Regions from separate parts of the Homo sapiens genome. Here region 1 is linked to region 2. The links are chromatin loops, found by intact Hi-C in ENCODE. Cell type or tissue: Caco-2. All regions are shown on one strand. Links, peaks and the distances in the headings refer to the core of each region. The heading gives the core; the rest is flanking DNA. Region 1 overlaps ME3 (malic enzyme 3). Region 2 overlaps PRSS23 (serine protease 23).

Region 1 (9,568 bases), core at 4,237-6,736, 310 kb after region 2:
TTCATAGCACTTGGGAACTGATGCAGAACCTCTTCTTCACTACTTCATTCTGTTCCCACAGTCACTGGGAGAAGTTGGAGTAAGGACTTCTGAAACCCCCAGTGTGGGTCCTGAAGAATGTGTAGGAGTGAGACTGTGCATGGTGGCTCACGCCTGTAATCCCAGCACTTTGGGAGGCTGAGGCGGGCGGATCACTTGAGGTCAGGAGTTTGAGCACAGCCTGGCCAACATGGTGAAACCTCATCTCTACTAAAAATATAAAAATGAGCTTGGCGTGGTGGCAGGCGCCTGTAGTCCCAACTATTCAGGAGGCTGAGCCAGGAGAATAGCTTGAACCCGGGAGGCGGAGGTTGCAGTGAACCTTGTGCCACTGTACTCCAGCCTGGGCAACAGAGCAAGACTCTGTCTCAAAAACGAAAACAAAAAAGGGCTGGGCACAGTGGCTCAAGTCTGTAATCCCAGCATTTCGGGAGGCCGAGGTGGGCAGATCACCTGAGGTCAGGAGTTTGAGACCAGCCTGGCCAACATGGTAAAACCCCGTCTCTTCTAAAAATACAAATATTAGTTGGGTGTGGTGGCACACACCTGTAGTCCTCCCAGCTTCTCGGGAGGCTGAGGCAGGAGAATCACTTGAGCCTGGGAGGCAGAGGTTGCAGTGAGCCGAGATCAGGCCACTGCATTCCAGTCTGGGAGAGAGTAGTGAGACTCTGTCTCAAAAAAAAAAAAAAAAAAAAAAAAAAAGAATGTATAGGGTTGTGTCTCAGATGAGCAAACTGAGGTTAAGTGACTTGTCTGAGGTTACCCACAATTAAGTGTTGGTGCCCAGCCCAGAGCTGTGGTTCTAAGTCATTTCTCCAGCAACTGCTAAGTGGGGGAGACAGAGTTTTTCAAGGCACAGGTATCTTTAGGCCTGTTGCTAGCTGCTTGCCTAGAAAGAGGAGTGGTTCAGAGGAGCCTCTGAATCAACTCAGAAAGTAAAAAATGACTTTCTATGGTTTCCCAGCAAGAAAGCAGAGTTGAAAACTGCAATGTAAGAAAAGTAGGCTGCGATGGAAATGGAGCCAAAGCCCAGGGCTGGGGAGACCACGAAGTTTTGTGGGACTTGCTTTTCAGGAAGGAGGGGGCGGGCCAGGCCAGGCTGCCTTGAGCTGTCCAGCGTAAATCACAAAGAGGAGTGAGAACTGCTTTTCTGACTTTTTCCCACAGTGGCCATTGCCTGGAGCCTATAGGAAGGTCCAGCTGAGAATAGCCTCCTCCCTAACAGTTTTCCCAAGCTCCTAAATCTCTCCCTCACCCCAGTCCCAGGAGCTTCGCAGGAGGAGGTTCTGAGAGCCAAGGGACCCTCCTCTGCTACTGGGCACATCCTCTGTAAACAGCCACTTAGGTGTTTATACTTAGAGCGGATTGCTAGTGCCAAGTGCCTACCTATCATGCATTGGCCCAGTCTGTGTTAAACCCCACTCTGTGCTCATTGTCAGAGGTTAGATTTCCTGAAAAACAGTCTCAGAGACGTATTAGGGAGTGCTCTTTTGTCAGTCAACACTTGTGGCAAGGAAGGAAACAGGATAGAGCAGAAGGAGAGGTTGGGCTGCCGTAAGATCTCAAGCAAGGCTCGCTGAGCCCCTGAGGAGGCTCTGGACCTGGGATGGCCCTTCAAATGCATCCAGAAGTGAGGCAGAGGAGTGGGTCTCTAGATTCCTATATGGGGCTGCCCTTGGAAGGAGGTGTGGCTTTGGGCAAGGTGGCTCTTTTCAGTAGAGGAAATTCCCCTAAGTGGGCTGATATCTGAGGATACAGCTGGGAAAATAACTCTTTCATTCCTGCAGGAGGATCTGGGCAGCACATCATCGTATCCACCTCATGCGGTATGATGCCAAGTGCTCTACATAGATTAACTCATTGGATTTTCATGGCAACCCTGTAAGAGGTAGGGACTATTGTTATCCCCATTTTATAGACAAGGAAGCTGAGAGGTTAGGTTCTTTGCAAGGGAGAAGTGGAACCAAGATTTGAAACTAAGAAGTGTGCATTATTTTTGCGGTAGAAAGAGAGAGAGGGAGAAGCAGAAGAAGAGGAGGAGGAGGATAAAAGGAAAGATGAGAAGGAAGGATGAAACAAAAGAGGAAGAAGAGGGTTGTATAAACAGCACTGTGGGCAACCCTTGTAGCTATGACCATAGCTACAAGTCCAAGGAAGCTCCAGAGCAAGCAAGGACATTTGATCCTCAGGTCAGTATTGGGTCAGTCCCATTGGGTCCACCCAAACTAAAGGGTGTGGGCAATAATTCAGAAAAGGCCTTAGGTCTGAGGCAGGTGGGCAAAGGAAGAATATGGCACAGCCTCCCCCAAACCTCCCCTGAGCCATCAGAGAGACAGGGGAGTTATGAATTATAAAACTCTTCCAAACAAGGAAAATGTGATTCTGTTGTTGTAGAAAAGTTTGCTTGGCTTTAAAGTTCAAGGATGCTGCCCAGGTTTGCCCTCAGCCTTTTGACAATTTGCAGAACTAGTGGCTCCCAGCGTAAGGTCCATTGATGTCACGAAAAACAGGGTGCAGTGTCTTCTCTCTGAACTTGTTAATCCACAGCAGGTCTGAACTCTGTTCAGCGCAGAAGACACTTTGTTTTCTCTGTTGGATCTATCACATTGCCCACCATTTGTGAGTGTGTATCACATTACAGACACCAAGTTAAGTGCTGATGAATCAAAGATGACACAACCCATTACTGGCCTTAGAAGAGCTTCAAGCTACTGTGAAGCACAAGGAAATGTACATAACTATAATACAAGGAAGGGAGTGATAGGTTTAGTAGGTGAGGAAAATGCTATGGGAATTCAGAGAAGGAAGTGATAAAATTCAGAAGGGAAGCTTCCTGGAGGGAAATGCTTTTTGAACTGTTCCTTGAAACATGCAAGGGTGGTAAGATTTGTATCAAGGAGATAAAGAAATTGAGAAGTAAAATGGCATGTATTCAAGAAAGTACAAGCCTTATACAAAATTGGAAATATTTCAGTTTGGATGGAGCATGGAAAGAATAAAGGGGAAATTCAAAGGGCAGCTTGGGCCTAGCCCATGGAAGGCTTTAAGTGCCAGTCTAAGATGTTTGGGTTTTATTTTACAGACATCAGGGACCATTAGAGATTTGGGGGCAAGAAAGTGATATATCTGGGCATGCTTCAGAAAAAATGAAATGGAATGGGGAAAATCCAGTAGAGAGACCAGTTAGGAGAACAGTGCAGTGGCTCAAGTGAAGATGGATGATCTGATCCGAGGCAGTAGCAATAATATGAAGATAATGGAACAGATGTTTAAAATAGGAAGCAGGCACAATCAGCAGAACTTGGTGACCAATTGGCTGTGGTTGACTAACAGAGAAGAATCAAAGAAGACTGGACGTTTTTGAACTTGGAAGATACAGGGTAACAGAGAGCAGGAGGACAGCAGAGTAAAAAGGCTCAAAAGGAGTAAGAGGGAAAAGAGGATTCATTTGGTTAGGGACTTGTGGGAATTGGGAAGACTATTGGACATTTGAGTAGCAATGTCCAGCAGACAGTTATCTACAGGTGTCATCTACTTAGAGAGGACAGTAGGAGCCATAACAATGGATGAGGATGCCAAGGTTAAAGCCATTAAGCTTCACATGGCCAGACTTTACTAAATGTTGCATTTGCCAAGGTCTCCCCTTGGTTTCTTTTTCATTCATTCATTTAACAGATAATTATTGCATGGTCTTTCTGTGTTAATGATAAACTGGAGAGATCAGAAATAATTTCAAAGTCTGAGATATAATCTTTGCCCTAAATAATCATCATCATTACAGTCATAAGAGCAGCAACCATTTATTCATCATTCTTACTTTATACAAGGCACCAGGTTAAAATGAGACATATTTTATTTCATCATTACAACAACCTGAGGAGTTAAGTATTATTATTATTATTATTATATGCATTTTATGGAGAATTGAAGCTCAGAATAGTTATCTATTTGTCTAAAATTACACATGGCACATCATCAAGGATCCTATATTCAAAAACTGGTTATCAGACTCCAAAGCACCTGCCATTAACCACAAAGGCTGTTTTGTGAGATAAAATGTGCATTTTAAAACAAAGTTAAATAACAACCCAGCTGCTTTCACCATCAAAGGTTTAAATAACACCTTGTGCGGGTCTTGGCAGGCAGTGGGTCCTTAATACACGCTTGTGAAAGGCAGGCAAGCAGACAGGAAGGGTGTGTGGTAGATATGGCAATTCAGGGGAAGGAGAAATTTCAGTAGATTATAATGGGCAGGATTTATGCTGCTGACGAATGGGGAGAAGAACCCTCCAGGAAAAAGGAATAGAGAGGTTGAGATGGAGAGGTGGTAGGCAAATTCAGAGTGTGCCTGGGAAGAATGAGAAGGCCAGCACAGCCAGAGAAGGCAATTGTGTACAGATGTATAGCAGGAGATAAGTTTCAGAAGGTCTGTTGGATTCAGATAATTAAAGAGTTAAGTATTTTGGACTCTATTCTATGGACAGTTCAAAGTAACTAAAGGTCTTTGAGCCTGGGAATGGCATAATGAAAATGGGCTTTTGACACAATGAATCTGACATTGGTTGGCAGGAGAGAATGGAAGGAAGGAAGATGAGAGGCAAGGAGTCTGGTTGTGAAACTGTTGGAATAACTCAACTATAACCATGGTAGGATTGCGGGTGGACAGTAGATGGAGGTGAGACACTCATTCAGAGGAGCTGGGCATGCAGTAGAGTGCCCTGGGGCATGTCCAGGCTGGGAGAGTGCCACTACAGAGCCCTGTCACCATCCTAGGGTTGTGGGGATAACAGCCTGGAGTAGCAGATTTCCTCTGTTTAACTTCATGTCACTCACTGCCCCTTCAGCACAGAGAAGGATTCTGACAGAATGGGAACCATAATAAGGAAGCTCTAATTAGGAGAGATGATAGAGAAATGCCCAGAGTTTGGACACCCAGAGGCAGCATGAGGGCATAGTCTCTAACAGGGAGATCTACCAAGAGGAGGTCAGATGCAGGCTGCAGAGAGGGTGGCGCCAAAGCAGGGCAGGACTTTGCCAAGATCACAGGCACTTTACCCCAGCCAGTTGGGGTGGTAGAAGGAGCCCTGAACCAGGAACCCTGCCCTGTCACATTCACTAGAAAGATGACCTTGCAAAGTCATCTAATCTTTTAAGATAACTGATGTGGAAACATCCAGCCAGTGCCAGGCATGTGGCCGACACTTAACAAATATATGGAGAAAATAAAGGTCTTGAGCTTCTGTTTGCTCACCGGTGAAGCAGAGATAACAATCTCAGATCCGCCTACCTGCCCAGGCTATGGGGAAGGTCACATGAGATGCAGTCTTTGAGCACTCTCCACAGAGGCAGTAGACCAATCTAAGGGAGAATATCATGATTTTCATGGATCTCTTGCACTCTCCAGAGACCCTTTTCCAGAAGCAGAGGAATGTTTTTAAGAATCTCTACACTTATTTCCACTAAAAGAGAAAGAATGGAAGTGAGAAGATCCCGTAGCCCTTTGGGTACCAGATCATAAACTCTTCCAGGGAAAGAATGGGTCTTCATCTCTTTACCCCCATTGCCCAGCAATGTACCTTCATGGATTTAACCAAACCCTATGGTGTTCATAGCCCATCAGGACATTTGTAGCCTAGAATGGATCCAAAGCCAGGTTCCAATGAAGGGATGAGGGACCTATAAACTTAACTCTTTTAGAGATAGAGATAGCTAGTGCTGGTGAGCAGGTGAGAGTGGCCTACAAACAACTTCACCGTTACCCTGAGGGGCTCTCCTTGGCTAGACATTCAAGGTCTTTCACAGTCTGACTCCTGCCTGACTTCCCATTTTTTCCCTTCCTGCAACCTACATCTCCTCGCTCCCCAAACACATCCTACATTGTCCCCACCCCCAGCACCTCTACCCTGGATTTTAACTTTCTTTTGTATCAAATGCCCTTCTCCCCACCCATACCCCACAATCTCCACCTGTCCAAGGTAGGGCATGTGTGTCCGTTCACCCATGAAGGGTTATCCTCCCATCTTCTAATCTCTGCCACCCTTTATGCTATTCTGCTGCAGTCCAGCTTCCCTCCCAGAATCATGATTATTAATATATACATTCCATCTCTCCTTTAGCCCATTAATCCTTTAAGGGCTGTGTCCATGCATATTTGCTTTTGTAGATGTGCAAACTGAAGCTCCCACAGAATTTGTCACAGTGTCTTATGCAAAGTAGGTGCTTCATAAATATGTATTAAATGAATGAATAAAAGAATATCCATTATAATAATACAATTATTCCTATCATCATCATCAGCTTCATTCATATCTATTAATTCACAGTAGGTAAGCCTTGAAGTAGCACTACATCTAGCACATAGTAGGCCCTCAGCAATTCTTTGCCAAATGCAAAAGGTAAATCCCAGTGTAGCTTGAAACTCTTCCTGATTTCATATGCAATAGTGATCCTAGAAGATGTCACAAGGAGCCCTGTTCTTTGCAGATCGGATTTTTCATAATCCAGGAGTAGGTCGGAGAGCACTTGGATTAGCCTCTAAACCCTGGAGCTGTAGCAGCAGCACGAACACGTATTTTTTATTTTCTCCTTTAATTATGCCCTTCCCTACCCACCACCCCGAGTCTCAGGCTGAGAGTGTCTATTTAGTTTCCTTGAGGGAGAGTGAAGTGACTTAATGTGGTTTCCCTCCAGCTGTTTCTGCAGCCCCCACCTGAAGCTCAGAATGCAAGGCAGGCATCTTTCTGCCATCTCTTCTCAGTAGGGTTTGTCACCAGCCTGCCAGGAAGGACTGGTCACCTGCAGGTGAATAAATGCTCCGGCCTTATCCCAGACAAGCTCTTTCACACCGGCAAAGTCAGTGGGCATCCAGTCGCCAAGCCTGATGGGCTGGGGCTGCTAAAATGAGCACCCTGTCACAGGAAGTGCTGTCCCTGATTGATGGTGCCCTGCTGTTTTTCAGGCCGTGGTGGTGACTGATGGGGAGCGCATCCTGGGCCTGGGAGACCTGGGCTGCTACGGCATGGGCATCCCTGTGGGCAAGCTGGCCCTGTACACGGCATGCGGAGGGGTGAACCCGCAGCAGTGCCTCCCTGTGCTGCTGGACGTCGGCACCAACAATGAGGTAACCCACTGCCCAGGGCAGGAGCTCTGGGGCCAAAAGGTGGCAACTGGGACAGGGTGAGGAGCATGTTTGTGGGTGGTTATATCTACACAGCAATGGGCCATTTCTTTCTTGGCATCCTCCCGACCAGGGCATTCCCCCTACACAGTTGTGGAGTAGAGGACCTTCTTCCCTGGTTGCCCACCCCTAGCTCCATCCTGTTCCCTCTCCCACTCCTGGGCCCCCTTGCTCCTCTACCTCCATGAGGCCCTCTGTACCCACAATGACCCCTGCTTGGGCTTCCTTCCTCTCTGACCCCCATTACCCCAGGCAGTTTCTATTTCCCTTGAGGTGGGTGTGACCACTGGGCTGTGTTTTTTAGCATTCTCAAGGCAGGCTGCCCCAGTGGAATGACTGGAATTCAAAGCACCAGGGGCCAAAATGTCTGAATCAGACAGATTAGTGTCCTGCAAACCCAGTGAGAGAAACTGAGCCAAGCGTAGGTGAGATCCAGCTGCAGGAGTCCTGGCAGTTTGTGGTTTAAGGAGCTCAGGCCCCAGCCAAGGGTTTCTCTGCTCTGGGAACCACCATGGGCATGTCTGTGACTCGCAGCTCTGTCTCTGTGTCAGAAAACATGAAAAAATATCCAAGGATTCCCTCTTAATTACATTTATCTTTGAGATCAGTGCATATTATTGAGGCCGGGCACAGTCACTCACGCCTGTGTTCCCAGCACTTTGGGAGGCTGATCGGGGCGGGATCACCTGAGGCCAGGAGTTTGAGACCAGCCTGACCAACATGGTGAAATCCCATCTGTACTAAAAATACAAAAATGAGCTAGGTGTGGTAGCACACACCTGTAATCCCAGCTACTGGGGAGGCTGAGACAGGAGAATCCCAGGAGAACCTGGGAGGCAGAGGTTGCAGTGAGCCGAGATCACACCACTGCACTCCAGCCTGGGTGACACAGCAAGACTCTGTCTCAAATAAATAAATAAATAGAGAAAATTCAGAGAAATGTTAAAAATAAGATATCAGCCACATAACAAGCACTAATCATTGTTTACATATTGGTATATTTCCCCAGCCTTTTTTTTTTCCACGCACTTATAAAATAAAAGTGGTGTTCTTATTATATATACAGTATTTTATATTTCTTTTTCAAATTTAATTATCTGTCATGAGTTTTCTTTCAGGCTATTAACCATTATTCCATAGTGTCGGTTTAATAGCTACCTGATGTATCATAATTTACATAAGAAAACCCCCACAGTTGGGCACTTAGGTTGTTTCTAGTCTTTTAAAATATAAATTGTGCTCTGGTACCCATTTTTGCAGATGAGTCTTTGTCCCTATCTCTGAGTATTTCCTTAGGATAAATTTCTAGAAGTAAGTATTGAAGCAAAAGGAATGGTCATTTTGTAAATTCTTGATTCACGGTGTCAAGAAGTTATTCTTATTTGCATTCTGCAGTGATTTCTCTTAAGAAAATTTGCCAAGACTCTTTACATGGCCTTCCTCTTCCCTAAACACAATGCATCCCCATTTCTTTTCTTTTCTTTTCTTTTCTTTTCTTTTGAGACAGACTCTCCCTCTGTTGCCCAGGCTGGAGTGCAGTGGCGTGATCTCGGCTCGCTGCAACCTCTGCTTCCCTGGTTCAAGCAATTCTCCTATCTCAGCCTCCTGAGTAGCTGGGATTACAGGCATGTGCTACCACGCTCAGCTAATTTTTGTATTTTTAGTCGAGATGGGGTTTCACCATGTTGGTCAGGCTGGTCTCAAACTCCTGACCTCAAGTGATCTGCCCGCCTCAGCCTCCCAAAGTGCTGAGATTGCAGACTTGAGCCACTGCACCCAGCCCAGGCATCCCCATTTCAAATAAAAGCAAGCACTTTAGATCCTAGTAAGGAATGATGCTTATTCAGGCTTCATCTGCAGATATGATCAAATGATGGAACGGTGGGCAGACCTTGCTTAACAGCTGGGAAATCCTGGGGGTGGGAATGAGATGAGGGAGAGCAAGAAAGTGGGAAAACTATTGGATTGGGACCTTGGTTCCCAGTACCATGACAAGCCAGGGACCTTGGTTCCAGTACCATGATGAGCCAGGTAAGTCATTGCACCTCCTTAGACTTAATTGCCTTTCAGTATATTGAGAGACTAGACCAGAAAGTTACTAAGCATCCTTCAACCTCTAAAACCACCTGGTCTCCATGTGTCTCCTCACCAGCTCAGGAGACAGGAGGTTAGATATGGATACATGCTTTACAGCTGCTCATCAAAACCAGTCTTCAAGTTTTGCTCTGCACAGCAATGCCCTTCCCCCAGCCAGATATCTGAGTTTTGCTGAAATTGTCTTTTGGCCTCAAAGAATGCTTCTTTGCAGGCGTGGATGAGCGCAGCAAACTTTGTTTTATTCTTCCTTTCCAA
Region 2 (9,568 bases), core at 3,240-5,739:
CAGACAAAGTGAAGAGAATTTGGGACACTAAACAGCTTGAAGAACAAAACAAAGCATAAAGAGGCTGATCGGTAAAGATATAATGAAGGAATTGAATGAATTCTTCCTGATATTATGTTATACTCAACCAACACATCTTTTCTGTGAAAGTAGAAAGACAAAGTGGTGGCATTTCTATTCCAACGCTGTGTTCAGCTGGTCTGGAAATCATCCTGGAGTAGTAAAACCTGTCACTTTAAAAAAACAGTGTCCTTATGTCCCAGAATGCCTTATCCACAGAGGATATTAGTCATGCTGGGGGCTATGTTAGTTTACCAAACATGGCATTTTCCATCAGGGAACTGGGGGTGGAGCAAGTTTTAATAAATCCAAGAAAGGAAATGTAATAATCAGGCAGGACGGTAACTCAAAGACTTATTAAAATGTAGGGGAAGCACTCAACTCATTCAATTTACAAAGTGGCAATTCCATTGTACTGAGGCCAAGATATTTTGTGGAGAGGGTAGTTACTGAGCCTCATCACTCTGGGAGGTAGAGCAAGAGTCATGACTACAGTGACCTCAAAAGGAGAAGACGCATGAACACCCTGAGCACAGGGATGTATCTCAGTCATCTCTGCAGCCCCAGCGTGAACACAGTGACTGGCACCGAGGTGGGCTTGAGGACATTTGCTGAATGAATAACTGAATGATTGACTAATTGAAGAGATGGAGGAAGGGCAACCTAGCTGGAGGGTAGGAGAGCTTGAGCAATGACAGAAGGTTGAAAACACGGATGTGTTTGGTACAACTTGGCTAGACGACAGGTTATGTGACTCTGGGAAGCAATGGGGGATAAATCTGATCACTATATTGGATTGGTCATGGATTCATGGCTAAGAAAACTAAACTTCTCTAGTAACCAGCATCTAGTCAATAGGAAACATAGGGGAGGGGCCTGATCAGGTCTTTGCTTCAGAACATGTCTTGGGCAGGTGTGGGCGAGCTGGGAGGCTCAGAATCCAGTTTGGAATCTGCTGTCATAGTTAAAGGAGAAACAACAAGGTGAAATCAGGGCAGTGGCAGGGGAGCTGGAGAGGAGGTGATGGATAGCACAGAACTCTAGCTTGTTGCCTGTGAGATGTGGGAGAGGATCTATGTCATGACAGGCTAAGTCATGACAGACAGACAGACACTCACTTTCTCACAAATATTTCCTGTGCTAGACCATGGGATAGATAAGGGAAGACACAGAAGAACAGAACTCAGCCCCTGCTCTTGCAAGGCTCATAGTCTTGTAGAAGAGGCAGACACATAAATAACAACAGCAATGTAACACATGCTAGAATAGAACAGAATACATACAAAACACCACAAGAGTTTTATTCTGGGATGTGTTTGGACCCAAGAAATATCCAAGCTCACATAACCCTAAGTCATCATGTTCTGGGTTATATAAACCATCTGGGATCATTCGTTCAATCAGCCATTTGAATAACATTATTTATTGAGAACCTACATGCCAGGCACTGTTCTAATTGTGGGGACACAACAGATAAAAACCTCTGTCCTCATGAAATTACATTCTAGTGGCAGAGGACAAATACATAAATATAACAGTGTTAGTGATAAGTGCAGAGCAGGACAATAAAACAGGGAAGGGCAATAAGAACTCCCCGAGGAAGGGGCTGAGGGGCATTGAATTTCAGAGAAGATGGCCAGGGAAGGCCATCCTGAGAAGACATCTCATTGGATGGCAAGAACTGGCTGCTGTTCCCACGGCTGCTGCTTGGATTCTAGCCCCTTGTTCTGTTTATTTCATTTCCTGAGACTCTCCTCATTCTCTCCAAGGCAAACACTTCAGTCTTTCTTCACTGGATTGGAACTTGACGCTTCTCAAAGCTGTTCTTGCTCTTTATGGAAGACAGGGCCTTAGTCCTTTTAATAGCCCGAAGACAAGGGGCAGTGATAAATCAAGACTAAGAGAGCACAGTATTTTTACACACTTGATACACACATAGACAAATACCACAGTGAAGAGTCACCCTGCACTTTCTGCCTCTCAGAAAACATTGGTCCAGGCAGGAGGGGATGGCAGAGGGCCTCCCTGAGCCCATGTCTGCACCACCCCATTGATGCCTGGGTTCTTGCTCTTCTTGTGGGCAGAGCTGTCCCAAGTGTCCCTGGAGGATTCAGTTAATCAATCCCTCATTCACAGGCATGATAAGCATACCTGGTGCACAGTGCCCCATGCTTGCATGGTGGGTGCACAGAGACACACAAGGCAAGGTTCTGCTTGTCATGAAAACAGCTGAGGCTTGGAGGACTAGACAGACTCCTCTCTGGTCTCCTGCCTTCCACCCCGTCTTTCCCACCATAGCCAGAGGGACATTTCTAAACATAACCTGAAGCACAATCTGATCTTGTCCCACCCTTTGTCTCTCACTTCCTCAACCTGGCTTCCAACTTTTTTCTCTTGCTTTCTTTGAGGCCACATTTTCCTTGTTGTCCTTAACCTTATTGGTGGCTTCTTACCAGCTTCCTTACTGCCTCCTCCTCCTCCTCCTCTTCCTCCTTCTCTTCTACTGAACCCAACATCTAAATGTTGGTGGACTGGGACTCTGTCCTCAGCCCTCTTCTCTTCTCAAGCCTCATTCTCTCCCCAGATGATATTATTTCTCTGTGGTTTAAATATCATCTACAAGTGCATTTGAGATATTTCTACTGAGCTTCACAATCAGAGATCCTATAGTTCATTTGACATTGGCATTTGGGTGTCCGCTAGACAGTTGAAACCTAACATGACTGACACAGGAATTCTCGGTTTTCATTTCCACAGCAGAATCTAATTCTCTTCCTTTAGTCTTTCCCATCTCAGCAAATGGCACCTGGAATCTCTGTGGATGCTCAGGCCCCAAGCCAAGCAGTCATTCTTGATTCCTCCTTTACCACACCTATTCATGTTGGCTCTACTTTCAAATATATACTCTTCCAGATATGACCACTATTCAATATCCTCTACTTCCAAAGTCAAAGTCACTGCCATTTCTTACCTGGATTACTAGTTTTCCCATTGCCACTGCCTAAAATCCATTCTCCATTTAGCATCCAAAGAGATATTGTCAAATATGAATGAGTTTCAGGGCTGCATTTTGATTTTTGTGGGCCCTAAGCACTTTTGCCTTCATAAGTCTCCTTCTCCATTAAAAAATATTAAAAATTATATTTTATGGCTGTTAATATAAATATATTAACATTATATTAACACATTTTATTAGGCTTAAAAATTAACTTTCTTCTTCTGATTTTAAAATAAATATTTCTGTGTGATCTCTGAAACTGCTGTGGGCCCTAGACACTGTGCCTACTGTCCCTTCATGGATAAGTCGGTCCTGATTAGGCCCCACCAGGGCTCCTACTTAAAGTCCTTTGACTGTATCCCCCAGCAAGTAAGATGAATTAAAAAGACCTTGACAGAATCCTTAATTTCTATATGAGCTGGCTGGAATCTATCTTTTTGAACTCTTCCCCATCTGTCTCTTAAACAGAACAAATTTGATACTGCCAGGGGCCCTTGCACTTCAGTTTGTTGAGGCTCAAACATATTCCCTCCCAAATTCTCAATAAGCCACTAACACACAGGTATAGCAAGCCTATGAGTTTCTTGTGGGTTATGCAAATAGGAAACAAGATGACTGGGCTTGAAGCATCTTGCTGGCTGTGTACTTGAGACAGCTATCTGTTAGATAAAGGTGCGCAGGAGACAGAGGGTTATATCACCATAGTTAAGGGCTAAGGAGGGTAGAAGAGCTGGTGTTATCTGAGAAGCAGCAAGCAATGAAGAGAGAACATCACTGCAATGAGTCAGATAAATATGCCTGTCTCCTTTCTCTCTTCCTCAGCTTCAAATGAGCCCACTGAGAAGCTGGAACCCAGAAGAGGGAGGATCTTTAAATCATATAGGAGGGTTTAAATTTTAAACCACAATGCATTGGGATTTATTTGCCATAAGGAACTAGACAACTGTGGAATCAGTCTGCCCAACTCCAAGGCCATCATCTTCCCATACCAGGCTGCTATCTCAGCTCTCAATCCTGTTTACCCTTTCTTTTTTCTTTTTCTTTTTCTTTTTTTTTTTTTTTTTGAGACAGAGTCTCACTCTGTTGCCTAGGCTGGAGTGCAGTGGCATAATTTTGGCTCATTGCAATCTCCGACTCCTAGTTTCAAGCGATTCTCCTGCCTTAGCTTCCCTAGCAGCTGGGATTACAGGCATGCGCCACCATGCCCGGCCAATTTTTGTATTTTTAGTAGTGACGGGGTTTCAGCATGTTAGCAGGGCTGGTCTGGAGCTCCTCACCTCAAGTGATCCACCTGCCTCAGCCTCCCAAAGTGCTAGGATTACAGACATGAGCCACCATGCCCGGCCAACCCCTGTTTACTCTTGTTCTGGAAGCTGGTTTATTTCCTCCTCCGGGGGGAACCCCAGACTAAAAACAGATGTGTTGTTGATCGCCCAGAAATGGCCTCATGTCTGCCATGTATGTACGATGACCCCACCCCATCAAAAGGATTTTTAAATGCCCTTCCCCTATTGGAGGCCCTCAGAATGCTGAGCCAGGCAAAGAAGGTATCACAGGAATCACAATGGAAGCCCAGAGAGGAGAAACGCAGGGAGCTGCAGCCCCACCTTTGTTCCTAGATTAGCAAGGATGGCTGCCAGTCTGCACGCTATACAGAGCTTTGAAAGGTTAATAATTAAGTGACCAAACATGCTTGTTGGCCAAGACATACCTGGCTTACACCTGCTGCCCCAGCTTCATTAGTCATAGCATTCTCAAAAGAATCCCATTCTGAATGATAAATGAAATGGCTGCCTTATCAAACATCCATAGAAATCAATGGTCAGAGGCAACTTCAAGGCATACCTGAGCTGGTTCATGACAAGAACAAAGAAAAAGTGCAGACATGAACAGCAGCAGAACCCAGGCAAAGTAAGAAGGAAGCCCTCAGTGAGTGTTGGGGATCACTGTCAGAATTCCTCTGGACTCACTGGATGGCTGCCATTTACCCTTCAGTTAGCAGACAGCAGCCTAGAGTCATCATTCCAGGGCAGGCTTAGTCATTCTTAACAAGTTCTGCATTAAAGACCTCCTGTGGGGTTTGTTAGAGAAAGAGTGATTCCTTGAATACATGATCCAGGCATCACCAGGTACTTCCCATCTCCCCAAGCAGGTAGACTGAGCTACACAAAGAACAGGGAATTGGGAGCATGACCTTGGTATTTCAATCCCTTTTTGGTCCAAAAACAGTAAAAAGAAAGATTACACATACAACTCTGCTCCTATTTCTTTACCCCTTTAAGGCTATTTTCCCACCTTTTAAAAACACTATCTCCTTTTCAAAATTCAAAATTTGGAGTAAAGTCTATGTAAAACATGTGTCCCCAGTTCTGCCACAAACTTCTGATTCTCAGCGACAGATAATTTTCAAATTTATTACTTCTAATTTCACGCTGTGAAGATTTCCAAATCCTGGTTATAGGGTCTGGTTAAACCCTAAAGGCACAGACACCTGACCCCACTCGGACTCATCATTCTTTCTACATTACCACCTCAACCAAAAGGCTGTTACAGAGATCCCCAGAATGTATTTAGTAGAACACCAGATTGCTTATAGGCATTATATGAGAAAACAAGGGTTTTGTGATCAAAGATGTTTATTTAAATGCAGATTTTACAACCTCAACTTGTCCCTTTACAACAGGTCTTCCCAGAGCTTTTAATGTGCAGACAGGCATGTGAACCTCTGATAAAGAGAGGGAAAATGGAGAGGCATCTTCCTCTGACTTAATACAACCCTTTTTACTTTTGGTAGAAAATCATAAGGCATGAGTGTTTAAGGAGCACACTTTGGGAAATGTGGTTCTACTAGCCTTACTAGGCAAATATGCTTCTAATATGTATAACTAACACATGTAAAGCACTAATTATATTAATAATGCCATGAGTCCTTTTTTCTTTTTCTGTCTACTTCTATGATAGTTTAATACCATGCTTTCTTTTATTATCACTAAAAAGATGGACATGTTGAATTATTTTATAATTTTCTTTTACAGTTCTGTGAGTTAAGCTGTATATAGCATATGGGTGTATCATTCTTTAGTAAATTACATCTACTTGTGAACTAAACATTGATTTCATTTTGACTTTGTGCCATTGTCTAACTTTGCAAAAAATCAAAATCAAGGAATCAAGGTGCTTCACAAAAGGAACATCTATTTTTTTAAAAAAATCCATTCTGGTCTTGGTGTTCAGTGAACTTTTTTTCACCAAGCTAAAGCAAAAACAAACAAAACCCCCAAATACCAGACATAGAAATGGAGACCTCCCTTCTTCCTCAGGCTAGATTCCTGTTAGATTCCAAAGAAAATTGTGCTGGAACTCAGAATTTTCCTGGCGGCTCTGCATCTCCTTGCTATGCATAGTATTTCTCATATGATTTGAAGAAAGCACTGTGGTTGTACGTTTCTTGAGTGCCTTATCAGAATTATCCTTCCAAAAAGCTCAAGAAAGACAAGCAGAAAATCCCCCAGAGAATGTCTAAGTGACAGTGCTCCATCTGAATATCCTTACAAATTGCTACAATGCAGGTTTACCTGGGGTGCAAGCACAGCAAACACGTGCTTGTAGTCCATTTGATTTTTTCTCCGATACATTTAGAAAGAAGTGCTTAGGCCGAGAGCCATAAAATAAAAACATACAATAAGTCCAAGTCTTTTCTGTATATGCTGTGATTTGATAATCATATTGATAAAACATGTGTAAAGGCCTTTATTGGAAGGCATGATTCTGATCCATTTTGCATTCTTCCAATTTTCATTTTTGCTATTATACCTAATTGTTTATCTATAACCTAGAGCATTCCAGCAAAAGCGGCCCTTTTAAAGCTAGAGGGAAAAAGGCCACACTGGTTTTCTTAAAGTAACTTCCAAGTATTTTCACTATAAATGAGAGAGAAAAGTTTCCAAATTGAAGAAGTACATAGCTCCCAGAAAGCACACTGAAAACTATGCAGAATAATTTTTGATCAGGCTGGAGGACTGTGCCAGGCTCCAAACAAGTGGTTATTCTGTTGTGACATCTGCCAGGCAATGCTTCCATTGTTCTCTGGAATTTAATTCATTTTAAATTACTCCATCCAAATGATAAAACATGAGATGTGCTATAATCCAGGGGTAAAATGCTATGATTGTTTTTAGTGTGGCCACAACTGTTTGCTGGGAGGAAATACAGCCTGTTCTAATTAAGCCCTGATTATTGTCTTCTGAAAAATAGCTAGTTCCAGAAATGTGAGTGAAATCCTGTTAAATGGAAGGGTTGGGATAAACACTCTTGGCCACTCTGGTATGACTTTAAAGTTGGGAGGGCCATATGCAAAGACTTCCTACAAAGTAGAGCAACAACCTTTGGAAAAGAAACTATTTTTGGAACTAAAAGCAGCTTGGGATACTGGTTTACTATAAGGTATAGTTTAATATGTGTATCAGTATAGTCAACACATCATTTTACTGTTCAAAGACTACCATGCAAATGCCTCCAAATCCAAAATATTCTGCCTAACAAATGCTGTCAAAGTTCCTAAATGGGAACACTGCCTTATGGAAGCATTAAAGATCAGGCACTGAATTAAAAAAACAAAAAAACCCACCACCAAGATGAATCTCAGAAGAAAACACACATGCACACATATAAGAATTCATATCTCTTGTATGCCAAATATTTAATATAAATCTTTGAAACAAGTTCAGATGAAATAAAAATCAAAGTTTGCAAAAACGTGAAGATTAACTTAATTGTCAAATATTCCTCATTGCCCCAAATCAGTATTTTTTTTATTTCTATGCAAAAGTATGCCTTCAAACTGCTTAAATGATATATGATATGATACACAAACCAGTTTTCAAATAGTAAAGCCAGTCATCTTGCAATTGTAAGAAATAGGTAAAAGATTATAAGACACCTTACACACACACACACACACACACACACGTGTGCACGCCAATGACAAAAAACAATTTGGCCTCTCCTAAAATAAGAACATGAAGACCCTTAATTGCTGCCAGGAGGGAACACTGTGTCACCCCTCCCTACAATCCAGGTAGTTTCCTTTAATCCAATAGCAAATCTGGGCATATTTGAGAGGAGTGATTCTGACAGCCACGTTGAAATCCTGTGGGGAACCATTCATGTCCACCCACTGGTGCCCTGAAAAAATGCCAATAATTTTTCGCTCCCACTTCTGCTGCTGTCTCTTCCACATCCTCACATAGACCCCAGACCCGCTGGCCCCTGGCTGGGCATCGCATTGCTGGTAGAGCAAGTCATAGGTCTCGTCTTTGACGTCACAGAAGCGATACACCAAATTGCCTGGTCGGTCATTGTCATAACCAGAGAAGTGAATTCTGCCCCCTGGCAGCTGCTTAGCAGGAGGGCTCACCCCAATCTTCATAAATTTTCTCTTGTGGGGCTTTTTGAGTTCCAGGAGGGCATAATCATAATCCATGCCGATGTCATTGGCATTGCCCTTGATCCAACCCTTGGGCACATGGGTGCGTTTCACCCGGATCCACTGAAATTTCATCTGCTCGGGCATGGCTGAAGTGGAGTCGTTGGCCCCTCGACCACCATCTTTAAACTTGGGCTTTAGGAAGCCCACTCGAAGCTTCTGGGTTCCTTTCACATAGGTTTTTCCATCGTGTATGCAGTGGGCAGCTGTGAGGACATGCTTCTCTGCCACCAGGGTGCCGGTGCAGCCCGTGGATAACTTCACTGATGTTGAGAAAGGGTAGTTGAGCAGGAAGTCCTTCCCAAAAATGCTGAACCTGCTGTCATAGCCATAAATCTGCCGCTTCCTTCGAGACTTTCCTGAAGACCCTGAGTCTCGGTGTTGGGCCCCATCTCCACTACTGCTGAGGATGTAGATGCCCACCTGCGTCTCTGTGCGGCTGCCATTGGCATAGAGCGTTTCATAAGACAGATATTGCTTGGCCTCTTCGTAAGTGGGCAGTGGAGTTCCCTTATGACACTGGGGTCCACATGAAGAAGATACTTCTAATTTGGCTTCGGCTCCAAAGTCTGGCTTGGCTAAATTGAGGGTAGACTGGGGCAAGACGACAGGGAGGCGGTATGCAGGCCAAGTGGGTTTCCAGGGGGCACTGTAAGGGCTCACTTGCCCAACAGCACAGAGCAGAAAGAAGAGAAGGAAGAGGAGCCCTGGAATCCCTGCCATGCCGAGCACTGTTCTGTAGAAACAAAGACAAGCAGGTCAGGAGGGCAAGGGCTGAACGTTCATTTACTGCAGACAGCAAAGCTCAGCAGCAGGCCTGTCATTGTTTCTGAGTCTTTGAACACTCCTCAGGAATCAGGGTGTGGAGAGGAATCCTTAGATAACGGTCTCACTTTCAACGCAAAGGCTCAACCTTAGGAAAGTTCCTGTGGCTGGGTGCCTGAAGTGAAATTGGGTGTTCCTTCCTTTCTATGTTTAAGATGTCCCTAATGATGGTAGACTGCAGAGTAGCAGGCATAAAGTCA

The links. A loop is a pair of places that touch in the nucleus more often than their neighbours do. Peaks named below come from ENCODE experiments on the same cell type or tissue, not always from the same donor. Only the 100,000 strongest peaks of a DNase experiment are listed, where the experiment ranks them.
Region 1: a loop joins it to region 2, with 5 times the contacts of the local background. A loop is called at or near these places in 4 of 110 quality-filtered maps.

The regions. Positions count from the first base shown.
Region 1 is chr11:86,495,554-86,505,121 of GRCh38, reverse strand. It overlaps ME3 (malic enzyme 3), which reads left to right. Exons shown (of 15, transcript NM_001161586.3): 6 at 6,998-7,159. Among named protein-coding and RNA genes, the nearest start is that of CCDC81, 130 kb to the right of the region's middle. RefSeq lists silencers at 813-882, 1,019-1,219 and enhancers at 6,544-7,145, 7,146-7,747. In Caco-2, for the core only: no CTCF peak of the experiment used is centred there; a DNase peak (open chromatin) is centred at 5,231.
Region 2 is chr11:86,807,342-86,816,909 of GRCh38, reverse strand. It overlaps PRSS23 (serine protease 23), which reads right to left. Exons shown (of 2, transcript NM_007173.6): 2 at 5,677-9,279. The coding sequence starts at 9,266. The coding sequence ends at 8,115. Among named protein-coding and RNA genes, the nearest start is that of PRSS23, 12 kb to the right of the region's middle. RefSeq lists an enhancer at 4,785-5,371. In Caco-2, for the core only: no CTCF peak of the experiment used is centred there; a DNase peak (open chromatin) is centred at 4,699.